Linked DNA regions of Homo sapiens: region 2 is linked to region 1. Evidence: chromatin loops called from intact Hi-C (ENCODE). Cell type or tissue: sigmoid colon. All regions are shown on one strand. Links, peaks and the distances in the headings refer to the core of each region. The heading gives the core; the rest is flanking DNA. Region 1 holds the start of NCF4 (neutrophil cytosolic factor 4). Region 2 has its middle 17 kb from the start of EIF3D.

What was found. A loop is a pair of places that touch in the nucleus more often than their neighbours do. Peaks named below come from ENCODE experiments on the same cell type or tissue, not always from the same donor. Only the 100,000 strongest peaks of a DNase experiment are listed, where the experiment ranks them.
Region 2: a loop joins it to region 1, with 6 times the contacts of the local background. A loop is called at or near these places in 67 of 110 quality-filtered maps.

Annotation. Positions count from the first base shown.
Region 1 is chr22:36,851,221-36,861,034 of GRCh38, reverse strand. NCF4 (neutrophil cytosolic factor 4) reads right to left here and starts at 29. Exons shown (of 10, transcript NM_000631.5): 1 at 1-29. The region is part of intron 1 of NCF4-AS1 (NCF4 antisense RNA 1); the gene reads left to right. In sigmoid colon, for the core only: CTCF peaks have their summits at 4,271 (motif pointing left), 4,472 and 7,295 (motif pointing right); DNase peaks (open chromatin) are centred at 124, 4,514 and 7,364; H3K27ac peaks cover 1,768 bases.
Region 2 is chr22:36,541,599-36,551,412 of GRCh38, reverse strand. No RefSeq gene overlaps it. Among named protein-coding and RNA genes, the nearest start is that of EIF3D, 17 kb to the right of the region's middle. RefSeq lists a silencer at 6,717-7,011. In sigmoid colon, for the core only: a CTCF peak has its summit at 4,990 (motif pointing left); DNase peaks (open chromatin) are centred at 2,601 and 4,992; H3K27me3 peaks cover 2,643 bases.

The DNA of each region.
Region 1 (9,814 bases), core at 2-8,001:
GGAGGCTCAGGCCTGCTTCTCTCCAGTCTGGCAGAGGCTCCTCCTCCAGGCTCTCTGGGCCTAGCCTGTGGCCCACACTTCCTCTTACCTCACCTCCCAGCTGCACAGAAATTGAGGAAGTGGACCCTCGGGTGCCAGGTTTGCAGGAATCCACTTCCTTGATGTCAGTCCTTGGCGCCAAGCCTCAGTTGGGTATCAGAAGCCTTGCTCCATCAGAGATGGGGTCCCAGCCATCAGGGTGTCTTGTGACCTTGAGGAGTCACTTATCCTCTGGCCCATCAAGCCCCACCTTTATTCTCTTACTGCCAAGCCTTTGCCCAAACTCTTCCCCAGGCCTAGAATGCTGGCCTCCATTTTCCTGTGATCTCTTAGGCCCAGAGTAAATGCCACCTCCTCCAGGAAGCCCTCCTGGTTCCTCTGGCCTCTGTCTTCCTAGAGTGTGAAGTTTGGTTTGCGCGCCCTGGCACTCTGGGATATCCTTTCCTCATCCTTAGATCTCCATGCCCAGCCAATCCTCTTTCACAGGGCTGCCAATCAGAGTGAGTTTCACCCTCCCTGCTTAAACTCTCCTGCCCCATCACCCTGTGCTCAGGATAAAGTCCAGAGTCCTTGCCCTGCCTGCCTCCAATGCCCCTGAGGCCCTGCAGCCTTCCCCAGCCTCTGCTCCTGAGCTCCCTTTTTCTCACTGGCCTCCTTTCCGTTTCTAGAATGTTCTAAGACGTCCGCCCCAAGGCCTATGCTCATGGTGTTCCCTCTGCTGGAAAAAGCTCTTCACTGCCTCCTTTGCATCTCAGCTTAGAAGCTACATCTTTAGCGAGGCCTTCCCTGACCACACACCCTAAATTAAGGCCCTCCCTACTACATTCTCTCACAGGTCCCTGCACGTCTACTGCAGAGCACTCATAACTATTGTCATCTCACATTTGTTTGTTTATCTGTATGTTTAATGACTGCCTCCTTGGCTAGCAGCGTGCCTGGCACATTGCAAGTGCTCAACCAATATTCAGTGAATGAATGAAACGCTGCCAGTCAGTGACTGCAGCTCCTAACAGGTATGGGTATTTGATTCTGAAGGGACTTCTCTGAGAAGAGGTCCACAGGAGTCATTGGCACAGCCACACCCAGTAACTCCCTGCCAGCTACACACGCTCACACACTCGTATTCATACATGCAGAGCAGAAAGTTGTTTTAAACTACTTTAAACATACAAGTCCCAGCTAAAAAAAACAAGAAAGCATAATTTTTAGGTAGGATCAAAGAGAGGGGTCAGGAATCTATACCAGGGGGAGAGGAACGTGGCCAACAGCCCATGGGAAAACCAAGATTGGATATGCATTGTTGGGCTGAGATTTTAATGCCAAATCTGGGACTAGGTACAGGCCACAGGTCCTGCTGTTAGCAGAAAGTCAAATCTGAGTTCTCAGTGTAAAGTGGGTGTCAGAACTGATTATGGGAACAGAGTTTCTCAGCCATCAGCCTAGAGTCACGGCAGGAGCTGAGGTCCTCTCACAGTCCATGGGTGGAACAAGGGACGTGTGTACCAGATCAGCCTCAAGCCTGCCCTCTGCACTGGTGTAAGGCCCCGATATAAGCTACCCACGTGGTGCAGAAATCCTAAGCTGAGGCATTATATAAAAACAGCTTGGAGTCAGTGACTCTGCAGGGCCTACTCTGTCAACTCACAGACCAAAACTACAAATCGTGAGCTGTGAAAGACAGCTCAGAGCCTCCACATCATGAAGAATTCACACCCAAAGAACTAGAAATAATACAAACAATAAGTCTGATGAGTTGCTGGTGTCTCGGGGCTCCCAGGCTAGAGGATGAAATGAAACACAGAGCAGGGTTATTAGTGCAGGTGTCTGTAAGTACCAACAGGTGCAAGCACACAGCCATAACTGAGGGAAGAGGAGGACATTGGCCTACAGTTGGTCAGGAAGGACAGGAAGTGGCAAAACAATTTTAGCAAGCAAGCATGATACAGAATTTGTAGGTGATTGTGTAAACTGTGTGTGTAGTATATGCCTATAGTTGGAAACACATATTTGTGTATAAACACATACAGCTCGCATAGGCAAGTGTAAGTGCATTTGTGTTGTGTCTATAAAAGACCATATAATGTGTATAGTGGTGGCATTGTGGCTGTGAGAGAATGTGTTTAGATGTTTAGGTTGCAGTCGGTGACAAATGAGTATAAACACAAGTACATTTATAATAGGTGAACTCAGGCAAGATAACATGTCCTTTTTGAACCTTTCTTCTTCACCAATCTGTGAAACAGTCTTGCCTAATGGAGTTGTAGTAGGAATTAATAGAAAACTGTATAAAAGTGCCTAGACACATGGACATTTCTTATTCCTTTTTTAATCGTTTTCAGTGTGTATATCTGTATGTGTGTGTTTCAGGTGGGTTAAGCCCTCAAGTTTACCTTCCCAGGTATTTTCATGGCTTGCCCTCCAAACCCCGGCCCCCCCAACCCCCCAAGAAACCTCCTGTGGCCCTGACTCAGCCACTGGGAAGCCACCTCTGCACCTGGGGGACAAAGATGTCCAGGGAAGAGCCCGCGACGGGCCAGCTCTTCCCCTCCTCCCCTCTTTCTCTCCTTTTCTTCTGTCCCTGCCCGTGGTTCTGCTGAATACAGGTATTTCTCTGTCTCCTCATACACAGAACGCTGCTGCCAATTTTATGCCCGAGCTCTGATACAGTGTAATTTGAGGCCAGGCACTCTGTCAGCAATGGGCTCCTGTCCTGCCGCTGCAGCAATGCCTGTACCTTCTACTCCCACTCCAGAACCGGGCTCTTGCTGCTCCTGCTGCAGGGGGAGAATGAGGCAGAGGGATGACCTGGAAGAGGAGCCAAGCTCTTCACACGTTCCATTAAACAAGTATGGATGGAATCTTTTTTGGATAAGTGCAAAGAAATGCCTGAAGTGACCTCTCACTTATGGAGACCTGATTTTTGATAACCTCCACATCCCACAGCCTGTGAATAAACCAAAAAAAGAGAAAAGCCATTGAATGGTTAGAATTGATAGCTCAAAGTCTATGCATTGACACTGGCATATTTTATTCACAGAAGAAATATAAAAGGAGCCTGGTCCTCTCTTCCTGCCAACTCAAGAACTTGAAGCAGTGAGTTAGGGGAAGGAAGAAAATTACCAGGGGCAGCCAAATGCAAGCGACAGTTCAGTGACAGCCTGACAATGATAAAGACCATGGAATACCAAAAAATATATATGTTCTCAAGAACTCAAAAAACAAATACCAGAGGCCATTCAGAGAAGGGCATCTCTGCATAACACCACTTACTAATGCCCATTCATAATCACATCTCCAGGAAAAAGTCTAATACACCAAGACCATGCCTGGGGGATCCCCAGAGCCTGAATGGGGACTGGATGTGCGAATCACAAAAGTGCACAGCACTTTTCAGTCCTTCCTCATGCAGGTGCTGGGGTATACAAGATAAACCATAGCCCCCATTTTGGACATGAGGAAACTCTCCTTTGAGCAGCCAGCGGCTGGGGCTGAGAGCTCCAGCCATAGGAACTGGAACTCTGTGATAGGGAGGAGGTGAGCCTCTTCTACAGGACCAGGAGATACCCTTGAGAGCTCATTATAGGTACTCAGCAAATCCCCACTGCCTACATCAGCCACTCTCCAGGGTAAGAGAAGGAAAATCCCTGATTGGACAGTGTAAGATTCCTGGGGATCCCTCACACACTGAATTCCCCAATCTTGACCCACATGTGTCTCCCTTTATAATTTATGAGGGGAACTTCACTGGACCTCCTCCCTGAGCCATAAATAGCCATCCCTGGCATGCCACCCAGGCAGGGAGGGTGTAGACGTGGCCAATTAGACAGCAAACTCCCTGAAGGCAGAGGGTCTTCTCTTCTCTGAGAAGCCCTGGCACACGGCTGAGCTGGGTCTAAACCTCGTGTGCCCTCGCTGTGTCACGCATTAGTTGTGCAAACTCTCCGACCATTGTTCAGTTTTCTAAATGGAGATAATATTTGCCTCTACATTATTAATTGGAGAGAAAAATTGCAGGATTATTGTATTATTCATTTCCAAATGTGTTGAGAACCTACTATGTGCCAGACACCCACTGTGTGCTAGGCCCTAAATGAAACACAGACACTGTTCTTGAGACACGCACTTACTAGAGGTGTGTTAACTAAGGGAATGAATACCAGATGTTTAGGACAGTGGCTCGCGCATAGCAGGTGGTCAATAAATTCTAGACGTTAATGTTATTGACGATCATTCCTTGCTGTGGCTTGGTCCCTCCCTTTTCTGTCTCCCTCTGCTGCACAGCTTGGTCCTCTCTGTCATACAACTAACGTTACATTCTAACTTTTTCCCGCAATCTGTCATCCGCTCTCATCACGCGGGGGCACCGGGACGCGCACTTCCCTGGCGGAACCGGCTCTGCGCTTAATCTAAATGTTGACGGGAACAGACCGCCAGGGGGCGCCGCGATCAGCAGCCGAGTCCCCGCTCCGCAGCGCCACCTAGAGGAGGTTGAATGCTATAAGCCGCACTAGAAGGACCCGGCCAAGTCGAGAGTCAAGTTGCAGCTGGCCAGGCAGAGCGCGCAGCCTGCTGGCTCAGACAACCTCTCCAGACAGCCCTATCAGCCAGAATCTGAGCTGCACTCAGGGGAAGCTTCCCCCAGGGGCTAAGAATCCTGAATCTCCTCTCCACCATCATAAATACGGTAACAGCCAAGTCACTCTGAGAGTTGACTGTGTAACCACCCCTACACCGTGAAATTGCCAGGAGGAGCACGAGAGCTAGCATTTGCAAAGCCCTTAGTACAGTGCCTGGCCCACAGCCTGGCTTGGTCCATGTTGGCTCTGATTGTTGTTACCTAATCCTCACACCAACCCCCATAAAATAGTGGTATTCTTATCCCCACCGGGAGATAAGGAAACCCAGGCTTTACGGGATTAGGAAAATAAACCAAAGCGGCTTGCTTAATGACCGGCAGAGTAAGATTTGGACCTCACATCAGTCTGGCTTCAAGACCCACACTTAATAACTGCTGTACTGGCCCTCATTCATTCATTTATTCACTCCACAAGCATTCATCTAGTATCACTCTGCACCAGGTAGAAAGGATATTGAGATGAATTCAGCACAACTGCTGCCCTCAGGTAGCTCACACTGCTGTTGAGGTACATAAATAAACACACATGCACAACACAGGCACATATACACATGCACACGCAGGCACACATACACATGCACAAACATGTATAAACACATACACATGCATGCACACACAGGCATATATACACATGCACACGCAGGCACATATACACATACACATGTACATATACACATGCACACATAGGCATGTACACAGAGACACATACATATACACATGTACATGTACACCTGCACACACATGCATGTACACACAGGCATATAGAAATGCACATACATGCATGCACACACATGCAAATATACACGTGCATGCATACCCATGCTCAAACATGTACACACATACAGAATCAAGTACAATTTGGGGAAAACCAAGAGATACATGTTTCACATCCAGTTTCTCTGATTCCATCTCCAGTGCTGTCTTTGGTCCCCAGAGGTTATGGACACAAATGTCTACAGCGGCCTGGCAGGTAGCCTGGAGGTTTCAGATGGATCCGGGGGTGGAAAGGCAATGGCAGTAGGCTATAGTCTAGCGTCTGCCTTTCGTTAACCTTACATTCTGGGACAGAACTCCAAACTCTACATTTGAACCTGGCCTTCCAGTTTATCATGAAGGTACATTTATCAAAGAAGGATAGAACTTACTTTTTAGCAGTTGATTGGCTTGATTCCTAACTGTACATATTTAGAATCGTGGTACATGGGCCTCTGTCCCATTGCTCTAGGCCCTCCAAATGTCAGGGTCAGTGAGCAGGACAGATAGGCTTGTAAGTCATGGTGATTCTCAGGATTTCATTCAAAGAGGAAAGAGAAACCATTCAAGTGTTTTAAACAAGGAGTGATATGATTGAATTTATGTTTTTATAAGATGCCTTGGTCCACTACTTGGATATGGGCTTGCAAGAGGGTGGCATTAGAAACAAGGGGAGGAAGCACCACTTCTAACAGCGTTCTACTTCAATTTTTAAAAAATCAGCTTTATCAAGGTGCAATTCACACACAGTAAAACTTACCAACTGAAAGTATACAATTCCATGGGTTTGGACAGTTGTGTAACCAGCACCACAATCATTATATAGGACATTTCCATTATCTCAAAAGATCCCTCAGGACACTTTGCAGCCAATCTCCTTCCCCTACCCCCAGGCCCTGGCAATGACTGATCCACTTTCTATCACAGTATTTTGCCATTTCTGAAATTTCGGACAAAACCACAGAGTATGTGATCTTTTGTGCCTGTTTTTTTTCACATAGTATAACGCTTTTGAAATTCATGAGTGTTGATATGTACATCGGTATTCATTCTTTTTATTGTCAAGTAGTATTTTATTGTATGGATATAACATAAGTTGTTTTCCATGCACAAGTTCATAAACATTAGGGTTTTTTTTTTGTTTTCCAGTTTGGGGCTGTTAAAACAAAGGGGCTACAAACATCAAGCATAAATGTTTGAGTGAGCATGTGCCTTCATTTCTCTTGGGTAAATATCTAAGAGAGAGTTGCTGGGTCATATGGTAGATGCATATTTAACTTTATAGGAAAACTGTTTTCCAGGTCGGGTGTGGTGGCTCACGCCTGTAATCCCAGCACTTTGGGAGGCCGAGGTGGGTGAATCACCTGAGGTCAGGAGTTCGAGACCAGCCTGGCCAACATGGTGAAGCCCCATCTCTATTAAAAATACAAAAATTAGCCACGCATGGTGGTGGGCACCTGTAATCCCAATTACTCGGGAGGCTGAGGCAGGAGAATCCCTTGAACCCAGGAGAGATTTCAGCAAGCTGAGATCGCGTCACTGCACCCCACCCTGGGCGACAGAGCGAGACTCGGTCTAAAAACAAACAAACAAACAAACAAACAAACAAACAAACAAACAAAAAGAAGGAAACTGTTTTCCAAAGTGGTTGAATCATTTTGCATTCCCCCTGACCCATGTATCAGAAGACAGAGGCTCCAGAGTACCCGGTGTGCACTGGCTCAGAGGCAGTGGCCCCAGGTCTGCACAGACTGGGGGTCTAAATGAGTCATAGCCTTGGGGCTGGTTATTAAATGATTTTCTCCCAGCTCCAAACCTTTCTTCTACCCTCTGCTTTGTGGTGCCCGAGCTGGGACTCAAAACCCTGTTTGTTCTGCTTTGCTGGCTGATTTCCGCTGCCCTTGGCCAGGAGGGGGCGCTGGAGGGAGGCCGGAAGGATGGGAGAGGAAGGAGGGGCTTGCTTCTTTCTCTTTGCAGGCGGGACCCAACTGCCCTGCCCTGGAAGCCATGTTGGCCCAGCAGCAGTTGATTCTAGGTTTTAGTTTTTTTCACATTCCCAGAGCCAGTCTCACCCCACCCCCTCCTCAGAGGTCTGCAGTTCTGAGTCCCAGCTCCTCCCCGCAGGTCTAAGTCTCCTCCTCCAAGCTTCCAGGCTAGCGTAACCCCGCTCTCTTCCTTCCGTTCCCACAGCCGCAGGGGTGATGGCTGCTTCCTGAAGTTTCTATCTCTGGTGACCTCGGTGTCTCCTTCTGCCTTTTCAGTCTAACAGAATCTGTTCAAGCAGTCTCCTTTATAGAATTCTCACTTTAAAAATTATTCATTTGCTTTCTGTGTCACCAAACCTAGCCAGCCTAGCAGGCTGCAAGGCCCAGCTCCCAGCCCCAGGGTGTCCCAAGGGAAGCAAGGCAATAAGGCAGAAAGAGCTCTCACTCTTTGGCTATGAACTCTCAGACATCTCCCTCAAGCACTCCGAGCTTCAGGTTATTTATCTGCAAAATGCATCCAAATAGAGCCTAATATAAATGAGGGCTTAATAAATATTTGAGGGAGGAAGTGGAAGAAGGAGGTATTTTATATCCGTTATTGATACCTACTTCATTTGAGCATGTTACAAATTTTTTTCTAATACTCTGCAGGGAATGCCAAATCCTTCCCCTGTGCACTCTGTCTTTATTCTTCTTGATAAGGTGTAGCAGAGACTGCTAATATCCCCTACGATCCACTCTGTCCTTTCTCCTTTAGTGATAAAGTCCCTGAGTTGTGGCTGGACTCATGGCCACCCAGCTAAAGAGAACATTTCCCAGCCTACCTTGCAGCTCCCTGTGGCCATGTGACCAGTTGCTGGCCAATAGAATGGGAGGGGAGGCCATGGACATGCTATCAGGCTGTGTCGTGAAAGACAGAAGGTGTATCTTCCATTTCCCATCTCCCCTTCCAGCTGGCTGGAGAGGCCAGCTATGGAGAACAGTTAAGCAACAAAACAGCTTGGATCTCTGACCCTGCTTCTGTTCAGATTTTTCAGGGAGAAAGAAATTTCTATTGTGTTTTAGCAGCTGATTCTTTGATGCTTGTTACAGCAGCTGAACCTGTACCCTACCCAGTACACTGGAGCAGGGATTGGCAAATGCTTTCTTTTCATTTTCTTTCTTTCATTTTTTTTTTTTAAGTTGGAGTCTCGCTCTGTCACCTAGGCTGGAGTGCAGTGGTGCAATCTCAGCTCACTGCAACCTCTGCCTCCCGGATTCAAGCCATTCTCATACCTCAGCCTCCTGAGTAGCTAGGATTACAGACATCTGCCACCACGCCCCGCTAATTTTTGTATTTTTAGTGGAGATGAGGTTTCAACATGTTGGCAGGCTGGTCTCAAACTTCTGGCCTCAAGTGATCCACCTGCTTCAGCCTCCTAAAGTGCTGGGATTGCAGGTGTGAGCTACTGCACCCAGCTGAAAAATAATTTCTAAAAAACGCCAGATAGTAAATAGTTTAGGCTTTGCAGGGAGTTGGTCTCTGTCACAACTGCTGAATTCTGCTGTCACAGCACAAAAGCAGCCATAAACAATAAATAGTTGAATGTGCATGACTATCTTCCAATAAAACTTTATTTATAAAAGCAAGCAGGTCTGTGTGGACGCTGCACCAGAGTTAACAGCAAAGAGACTACCTTGCGACAGTTAAAAAGAGCTCAGGAAGGTGAATCCTGGGTGAGGGGTGAGGCAGAGCAGCTGCCTGAGGGCTGCCTCCTCCCTGAGGGTCTACCTCTGGTTCCTGATGCTGCTAAGATGCCACTGCCTTTGAAAGTGCCCCAGGAAAGGAGGGCTCCTCTAGCTGCAGTTTATCCAGCACAGACATGTTGGAATTTGATTTTCCTAAAGGCATCAAAAGGGGAAAAATCTACAGCCAGCAGAAAAGTGTGGCTCCAGGCTGACCAGCATCTGCATGAAACTATATTCAAAAATCAGTCGTGCCTCCAAATATTAACTACAAAGGAATGGCAACCTCCCCTTTCCACAGCCCTCTCCTCCCTCCTCTGCGCTGCAGCACTCTGAAGCCCCTCACCCACCCGCACCCTCCCTCCAGCCCGGGCCCCAGGACATGCCTTCCTCCCTTCCTCTGCCTGCTCATTGTCCTGTACATCAACTTGACCTCTCCTGATGCATTCTCCCCGTCTTCCTCCCATCTCTATGATTTTATGGCTTTTCTTCATCCATTTGATTCTTTGCATCACCTAAGATTCAAAACTGGTCAAAGACTTCCCTGGAAGGCTGGGGCAGCACCCTCCCCAGCTAGAGCTGTCACTTTAATTCCAGCCTCTGTCAGCGTCTTCACTTCTCACCTCTTCCTGCTGAAGATTCCATAGCATGGGCACATTTGGGGGCAAGAACCATG
Region 2 (9,814 bases), core at 904-8,903, 310 kb after region 1:
ATAAAGGTGAATTGAATTGAATTGAACTGAAGCGGATTGCAAAGTTGAATGGATGGAAGGTGGGTGGGTGGATGGATGAATGGATGGATGGATGATTGAATGGATGAATGGGGGGATGGATGGATGACGGATGAATGGATGGATGATTGAATGGATAGGTGGGTGGATGGATGGATGATTGGATGGATGGACAGGTGGATGGATGAATGGACAGGAGTGACCACCGCTGGTAGGGAATTCTGGTAACTGAAGGTACAGAGGTAGGAATGCCCAAGGTGTGTTGGAAAACACTGAATAAATTAGTGTGATTGGAGACGAGGACTCATGCTAGGGAGATGCAGAAAAAGAATAAATATCCACACTCTCCCTCCTACAAGGAGAGGTGGAGGCACTGGCAGGTGCTGTACAAGTTGTGTGCTCCATGGCTGCTGGGAAGGGAGGCGTTAACAGCAGGATGGTTCCTGGCCAGCTGCAACCGGGGTGACACTGACAGATTACAGCGTGTCCTCCGCACTAATAACACTGCGGCGTCCTCCTGCCATTCCCCAGCCAGCTCCAACTTCAGTGGATCAATACCAAAAGGCGCACACTGAAAATCCCCAGCCAACTCCCTCCAAGGCTTGGATGCTTCAAAGCACAGAACTGCAGAGTAAAAGGATCTCAGCGATTTGCTTATTTCCTGGGCTGGGCGCTCCCTGGGGCCAGGGATGGTGTCCTATTCACCTTGGCTTCCCTGCCCCATTACAGGACCAGGCAAGGACAGCCCTCTCCCAAAGTTTGCTGAGTGAAGGAATCTACCTCCTGGCCATTGCGAGTCCTCACAAACACATCTGTGTGGCTCACAATCCCTCAGCCTCTACTTGCATACCTCTAATGACAGGAGGCTCTCAACCTCCCCCAAGCAGCCAGAGCCTGCCTTTATTGGAAAGCTCTGATGATTAAAATCATCTTCTCTATTCTTTTCTTTTCTTTTTTTTTATTTTTGAGATGGAGTCTTGCTCTGTTGCCCAGGCTGGAGTGCAGTGACACGATCTCAGCTCACTGCAACCTCCGCCTCCCAGGTTCAAGCGATTCTTCTGCCTCAGCCTCCTGAGCAGCTGGGACTACAGTTGAGTGCCACCACGCCCAGGTAATTTTTGTATTTTTAGTAGAGACGGGGTTTCACCATATTGGCAAGGCTGGTCTCGAACTCCTGACCTCGTGATCCGCCTGTCTCGGCTTCCCAAAGTGCTGGGATTACAGGTGTGAGCCCCTGCGCCTGGCCCGTCTTCCCTATTCTGAATTAACCCCTCCTCTTTTATTTGTCCGTGGTCTTCTATTTCCCAATTTCTTCCTTTTCCCTGGACACCTCTTTCCTCCTCTCCCAAACCATCCAATATCCCAGTCCTCATTTCCTGGGGTACTGAAGTCAAATAATTAAGGGGAGGAAGAAGGGAATTAGCATTTATTGAGTACCTTCCCTAGTTGAGATAAGTCAGAAATGTCCACGTGCCAGATGCAGTGGCTCATGCCTGTAATCCTAGCACTTTGAGAGGCTGAGTCGGGAGGATCACTTGAACCCAGGAGTTCAAGGTTGCAATGAGCTATGATCATGTCATTGCACTTCAGCCTGGGCAAGAGAGTAAGACCCTGTCTTAAAAAAAAAAAAAAAAAAAAAAAAAAGCCTCATGTTATTCCTATCTCACAGATGGGGACTCTGAGGCTCAGAGAGGTTAAGAAACCCAGAATCACACAGCCACACAGGGGCAGAGCTGGGGCTGTGCCTTTCCAGACCGCAGGCACACAGGATGGATGTTTCCCACATCTTCTTGGCCTCAGGTGAGTCTAGAAAGGACATAACTGGTCCCCTAATGCCCCGAGGGACTTGCTCGAGGTCACAAGAGCAAAGGGGTTGCCCAGATCGAGGCTCTTCCCCCACAGCTTGTTGCTTCCCTCCCTCTCCCCCACCCAAATAGCATTTCTCAGGGAAGAAAACCTGGGCTCCTTAGAAAAACAGCTGATTCTAGGAGTGGGGCAGGGAAAGAACGAGAGGAGGCGGGGACATTTTGTTCTTCCAGGAAGCCAGGAAGTGAACAGACTATGGGGACTGGGGCACAGACTTAGGATCCTCAATGCATCAAAAAGAATGGGAGGACACCAACTCATTATATATCAACTGGCTTCTAAAAGGGGAAGTGGGAACCGAGCAAAATAACATGTATTACATTGTATTACATATAACATGTAAAGTACACATATGCATGCATGTATAGGTGCCCATCCTGCCTGGGAGAGCTCTGCACACTGTGGACACTTGCTGAGATGCCGCCCTGAAAACCTCTGGGCAGGCATTCCAAGCCCCTAGCCCATCCCAGCCCGGCATCTCCCAAGCCTTTCCCTGCCTCTCCCTCTACAGTGAAGATCAACAGGGACGAGGGGCTTCCGTGTGGCGCTGACCCGCACAGATGCCTGGAGAGGAATTGGCTTGCCCAGAATCCCCACTGGGCACTGGGACCAGATCTCCCGGGCTCCTGAGCCCATGGCCTCCTTCCCAGCCCAGTCCACCCAGCTTCCTGGTTCGTGTGCATGGCCTGCTGAGCTGGAACTGCTCGAGAGTCAGCACGAGCCTTAGAGAGGCTGTCCCAAGCCAAGCCCGCAGGCTGCCTCTCTTCCTCTTACTGTGCCTTCTGCCCTGCCAAACGCCTGCCGGCTATGACAGCCCCGCAGCAGCCGCTCTCCCCTGCCTCGTCCCTGCTCTGTCTCTCACCAGGCCTCTGCAGTCCCCATTTCCTGTCCCCATCTGATCACCTCACCCCCAGTCCAGGCCCACACAGTCACACTTGTGCACACAGACCTCTTGATGTCCACGTCCCTACCCCCTGCCATCCTCATCCCACCCTCCAAGCCCGCCCACCCTTTGTCCAAACCAGCATTTAATGGTGACACTTGTCAGGCTCTCAGAAAAAGTCAAGATCTAAACCCACACTGGCTCTTCCCAAAGCCCATGTTTGTAGTTAACAGGCACTTGTCTTGTCTTGCTTTTTGTGCTTATGTCTATATAAAACACCTCTCACAAAACAAACAGGCAAAGTCTCTAGAAAATAAAAAACACAAGAAAGTGTAAGAGTAGTCACCTCTGGGGAGGGAGGGAGGCCAAGGTGGGCAGATCACGAGGTCAGGAGTTCAAGACCAGCCTGACCAACATGGTGAAACCCTGTCTCTGCTAAAAAATACAAAAAAATTAGCCAGACGTGGTGGCATGTGCCTGTAGTCCCAGCTACTCAGGAGGCTGAGACAGGAGAATCGCTTGAACCCAGGAGGCAGAGGTTGCAGTGAGCCAAGATCATCCCACTACACTCCAGCCTGGGCAACAGAGCGAGAATCCATCCCAAAAAAAAAAAAAAAGAAGAGCAACCTCACTTGGGACTTTTTGAGCCTTTTGAATTTTGTACCCCATCCGTGAAAAACCCATACACTTCAGCTTTAGTAAAGGTGACCATTAAAAAACAAAAAAGACAAGTCCTGACTCCACTAGTACCAGTTTTATGACCTTGGGAAAAACTTATGTCAGTATCCCAAGTCTCAGTTTACTCGTGTATAAAATGGGGATGATCACAGTACCTGCCTTATAAGACAGACAATAAACCAAGGCCCAAGAAGTGCTTAGCACCACGAAATAGTCAAGGCTCAGTAAACATGAGTGATGGGCCTCTCTTTGCCCACCTTCTCCATGGAACTCTGAGCTCCTAGCAGAGCTCCCAGCATGGTGATTCCCTGACAAATACAAGATGCAATTCACAGTCCTCAGAATAGCTTTCAAGGCCCTCCCTGCTGGTACCACTGTCTTTCCTACTGCATCTGTTACCCATCCTCAAACACATGACTGACGCCCTTTGACAGCTCCTGCCCGTACATACCCCACTGCCCCTGATGCTTTCCTTCCCCCAGTCCTCATGCACCTTTCTTTGTCTGGTTATCTGCAAATTCATTTCATCCTTCAAATCCTGCAAAACATCTCCCCCTCTTGTAGCCTTCACACTGTGCCACTAGACTTGGTTACCCCGTGGCACTCAGTACAGACTTCTGGGCAACTCAAACCAAACCGCATTGCTAGCTCTTTGCCCTCCATCTCCTCCACTGCTCTGGAAGCTCCAGGGGGACAGAGGCTGTGTTTGCATACCTGCATTCTTAATGCTTAGCATGTAACAGGCACTCAGAAAACGTTTGTTGAATGAATGAATGAATCATCCTGACCACTCAGCTACTTGGTGCCTTCAGGAGCTGAATTACGGTGAGTCATTCATGTCCTGCAAATGCTACACGGTGAAGGCAGTGACCTCCTCTCTTTGCAGTCTCCAGCCCAGAAGCCACCTCTCTCAGCCTGCACACCCTCAGAGAGCCTTCCAGGAGCTGTTCGGCATTGCAGCCTACAGGGAATCCCCCTGCCTCTCCTCTCCCTGCCACAGAGGTCTGTGGAAGCCCTCAATCAGAAGCCGTGCTAGGAGTGGGGATGGAAAGACAAATAAGATACAATCCCGGCCCTCACTGATGAATAACAACCTGGAGGAGATAGATGCCTGGGTCTGCCTCATTCCATCCACCACCTATAATTCATCAAATGCCTACCATGTGCCTCTCTCCCCCGTGCCTTTACATAAGTTCTGTCACCCTCCGTGCCTCAGTTTCCTCCTCAAGTGGGACAGAAAGACCCACCCGATCTAACGCATCAGGACTGCTTGGCAGATAGAACCAGATAATCCACGTAAATTGCTCGATAAACTATGAAGCCCTGTACCGATGTTATTACGGCTATTATTAATATAGCTAAACATAACAGTATTGAATAACTGAAGCCCTCCCCGGAGCAATCACAGTCACTTGCACATAGTAGGTGTTTAATTGATCTTTGATGCGTTGAAATGCAGTCCGGGGGGCGGGGGGTGAGGGGTGGGTTGGGCCTGATTTTTCATGCGTTGTGGAGCAGCGCCATCATGTGCCCACACTGAAGAACACACAGACCTTCTGGCAGAGTGCTTTGACGGACCCAACGGGGAGGGGCTGCTGAGGTCCCTTTAGGACAAATACAAGGAAAAGTCCGTTTGACGCCACGGAGAAAGGAGAAGTTTCTTCGCCCCTAGAGGTGGTACAGGCTCAGAGCATAAACAGAGGCAAAAAGGGTTTGAAACAGCATTGTGGATTATTTCTATCAAGGAGTTTTTGGGAGATATGAAGCACCCAGGGAACAACCCAACCACGTGGTCAAAGCCTGGTCTTGTCTCGTCCGGTCTGACCCTGTGGAAGGTGCTGTTTAATCTTCATCTCAGAAGACTTGAGATCAGGTGTGGTGGCTCACGCCTGTAATCCTAGCACTTTGAGAGGCCGAGGCGGGTGGATCACTTGAGGTGAGGGGTTCAAGACCAGCCTAGCCAACATGGTGAAACCCCTTCTCTACTAAAAATACAAAAATTAGCAGGAAATCGCTTGAACCCGGGAGGCGGAGGTTGCAGTGAGCCAAGACCATGCCACTACACTCTAGCCTGGGCAACAGAGCCGGACTCCATCTTAAAAAAAAAGAACAAGAAGTGAACTTGGCTCTGCCACTCTGCCATACTCAAGCTGTGTGACCTTGAGTAGACGGTTGCCTTCTCTGAGCTCCAGTTGTCTCATCTGTGCAATGAGGTCATGATCCCTGCACCGGCCACCTCAAAGAGTCATTGCGAAGATCAAATGGCGTAAGAGAAGCATAAGTTCAGAAATGGTCAAGTGTTATACAAACACGATGGGTGGCAATCATTCTAATTTCCAATCACAGTAATAACGGGCATTGACTGAGCTCTACACTGTGCTAAACCCTTTCACACATAATCTCACTTAATTCCCACTAAACCTTACCAAATGTGTACTCTTAAGAGGCCCATTTTGTAGATGAGGACATTGGAGTTTAGAGGAATTTGAAATCTTGTCCAACCAAAGTCACACTCAACTAATAAGGAGAAAAGTCAGGATTTGAACTCAGGACAGTGGGACCTCCTCAAAGTAGGAGAGTCTCAATAGTTCCAGCCACAGACATGGGATTTAAGGGGAGCCCCAGATAGGCAGGTAGATGCCTTGAAGAAAACAAAAGAATTATTGACATTTCTTTTGCCCAGGAAATTCTGCTTCCTTCCCAACTCTACCCTAGTACTCGCTGTGACCTTGGAGCCTCCCAGGAGAGGGGAACCCTTGGGCTCTGCATCCAGGGCCCAGTTCACACCCAAAGTCAGAGAATCCCAAAGCATTCCCTTCCAGGGTCCAAGCCTGACCAAAGGCCATGCGTGCTCCTTTAAGGGACTGGCAAGGGCAAAGTGGGGGATGGATCCCCTTCAAGGTCACTGTTAAACAGATGGTAACAAAATCTCTTGGGAGAAGGTGGCTACTTGTCAACAGTCATAATGACCCTCAGGTATCTAGAGTCCTCTTGAGCTAATGAGATGTCTGAGATTGCCTCCTGTCCACTTTCCCAACGTTTGGCCCTCAGAACACTCCTTTGAGGTCAGAATCCTTAGCTCTACCTTACAGATGAGGAAACTGAGGTTCAAGGAAAGGAAGTGACTCATCTGAGGTCATACTGCAAGTAAATGGCAGAGACAGGACTCAAGTCTAAGATTCCAGAGTACAAATCCTCCTAACTCCCGAGGAATCCAGAGACAGGGGAGGTAGAGTGGCCCAGAACTGTTTCTGGTTGACAGCTCTGGTTCTAGGGAAAGTAGTCCAAAAAGGTTTCTGGTTGGTAATCCTAGTTCTAGCCCCACTTCTGCCATCAGCAGGCTGTGTGACCCGAGATAAGTCACTGGGCCTCAGTCGCTTTATGCCAGAGATTCCTCGTGAGCTCTGACTTTGCGTCCTTTATTCATGTCCTTGAGCCATAAAGATGAGGGTGTTCAGCAGCATCTGCAGGTTTTATAGAGAAGCAGCTGTGACTTCGCCTCCCTTGGGAAGCTTTTCCTGACTGCCCAAGGCTGAGTTATTATTGCTCATCGTGCTCTCACAGCACCCACAGCATTGCACTGCAACTTATCAGCAAACTCCCACAGGCCCCAGCGGCAAACATGCATGACTATGAAGAAGTTTGAATCTGGTGCAATAGGGAGTAGTGGGGACTGAGGCAAAGTAGAGAGCCCCTGGCCAAGGGGGCAACTCCTATTCAGCTCCAGCTTCTTCTCGTATCGCAGGAAGGCCAGCCCGGTGTTGCCAGATCTTAAGAGAAGCCAAAAAACTAGATTTTTAGGTGAAATCTGCTTTTTAAACATAGACGCAAAATATATTTGATTAAGGACTTTATAGGTATTGCAGCCCCTGGATTAGCCACATCTACTTTCCCCATTAGACTCTGAGTTACTTGACTGGGCACAGTGGCTCACACCTGTAATCCCAGCACTTTGGGAGGCCAAGGCGGGTGGATCACTTGAGCTCAGGAGTTCAAGACCAGCCTGGCCAACATGGTGAAACCCAGTCTCTACTCAGAAATTACCCGGGTGTGGTGGCGGGTGCCTGTAATCCCAGCTATTCGGGAGGCTGAGGCAGGAGAATCGTTTGAACATGGGAGGCAGAGGTTGCAGTGAGCCAAGATCGTGCCATTGCACTCCAGCCTGGGCGACAGAGTGAAACTCCATCTTAAAAAAAAAAATAGACTCTAGGTTACTTGATAGCATGGCAAGGTCTCCACCTGAACGCTGAGTGACCAACTCGGGGCCTGGTTCCTCACGAGTGACCAGTGATTGCTTTTTATTTATTTATTTTTTTTTTTTTTGAGACGGAGTCTCTCTCTGTCACCCAGGCTGGAGTGCAGTGGCATGATCTTGGCTCATTGCAAGCTTCGCCTCCCGGGTTCATGCCATTCTCCTGCCTCAGCCTCCCGAGTAGCTGGGACTACAGGCGCCCACCACCACACCCGGCTAATTTTTTGTATTTTTAGTAGAGACGAGGTTTCACCGTGTTAGCCAGGATGGTCTCGATCTTCTGACCTCGTGATCCACCTGCCTCGGCCTCCCAAAGTGCTGGGATTACAGACATGAGCCACGGTGCCCGGTCAGTGATTGCTTTTTAAATGTTGCGAGATCTTGCCCCAGCCAAAGCCCCTACTTCCAAGTTTCTGGTAACCAGAGTAACCCCACTGGCATGTATCAAGGGCTTATTTGCATGCCAGGCACTGCCTTAAGCATGTCACATATAAAATCTGACCTAATTCTATTCTCCCTCCCTCCCGAAGTGGTACATGCTATGATTCCATCTATTTTACAGATGAAGAAGCTATGGCTCAAATGGTCACACAACTTGCCCAAGGTCACACAACAGTGGTAAAAATTTAAATCGCTGGAATTCAAATTCAGTCAGTCTGACTCCCCAGATGTCTGCTTGCATTACAGTGATGTCAGACTGCTCCATGAGACCACCTTAAATATCACCTTGCGGTCACTCAGCCCCAGCCACAAGGCTCTCCAGGCACCCGCCGGGGCAGTGGGAACCAAGGCATGTGGTATGAAGAGATGAGAGACCGGATGCGGTGGCTCATGCCTGTCATCTCAGCATTTTGGGAGGCTGAGGAGGGCGGATCACCTGAGGTCAGGAGTTCGAGACCAGCCTGGCCAACATGGTGAAACTCTGTCTCTACTAAAAAACACAAAAATCCGCTGGGCCTGGTGGCAGGCACCTGCAATCCCAGCTACTCGGGAGGCTGAGGTGGGGAGAATTGCTTGAACCCAGGAGATGGAGGTTGCGGTGAGCTGAAATCGCACCACTGCACTCCAGCCTAGGCAACAGAGAGAGACTCCATCTCAAAAAAAAAAAAAAAAAAAAAAAACAGAGATGAGAACAACACTGTGCTGCAGAAAGTGGGGGCCTGAGGTTCAGAGAGGGGCACCTACTAGCCCACAGCTGTGCGGCCAGATCGAGCCAAAATCAGTATTTATCTTTGGCCCTAAGACCCCAAATCCCAGCTTCCAACAGAAGAAAACATATGGGGCAGAGAGAAGGAGCCAAGGAGAGGCCTGGTTATTGCTCATCCCATTGAAACAGTCAAACACTCTCTAAACTAGCTAAATGGTTCTGAAGGAAATGGGAATCTATTTTGTCTCCTGTCGCCAGGCCTGCAAATCCTGATATATCTCAGGCCACGGCAGCGAAGCGGATGGCTCAGCACTTGGAGACATGCCCACACGAGGCAGGAAGTAGGGTGGATGATTCAACAGGTACCTCTCTATTCTGAGAACTGGTCCTGTGATGGGTGAGTGTACATGCAGCTGAAATAAAAAATGATTTAGAATGTCGACCACTGGAACGCACAGCAAAGCCTCCCTTTCTTCCTGGGGGACTTGTGGCATTCTTTGGGGCTTTAATCTTTCCAGGTTTTCTAGTTCTGAAATTTTGCTGAGACAACAAGGTTCTTGGGAGGCTGGGGTGGGCTGGTGGCTCCAAAGCTTCCTTTCCTGCTGGCACAGCCTCCAACAGGATGATAAAATGGCTGCCGTCCTACCTGGGACACCATGTTCCTTGCCCTCAGTCTTCCTCATCTGCAGAATGGGGGTAGTGATCTCTGCCTAACCGAGACAGAAAAGTTTGGTACAGGTAGCACAGCTCCACAATTTCTTATCTGAAATCCTCGCGGCTCAATGTGCTTTATCAATTTATGTATTTTATTTTATATTTTATTTATTTTGAGACACAGTTTCACTCTGTCGGCCAGGCTGGAGTGCAGTGGCCCGATTTTGGCTCACTGTAACCTCCACCTCCTGGGTTCAAGCGATTCTCATGCCTCAGCCTCCCCCAGTAGCTGGGATTACAGGGACCCACCACCACG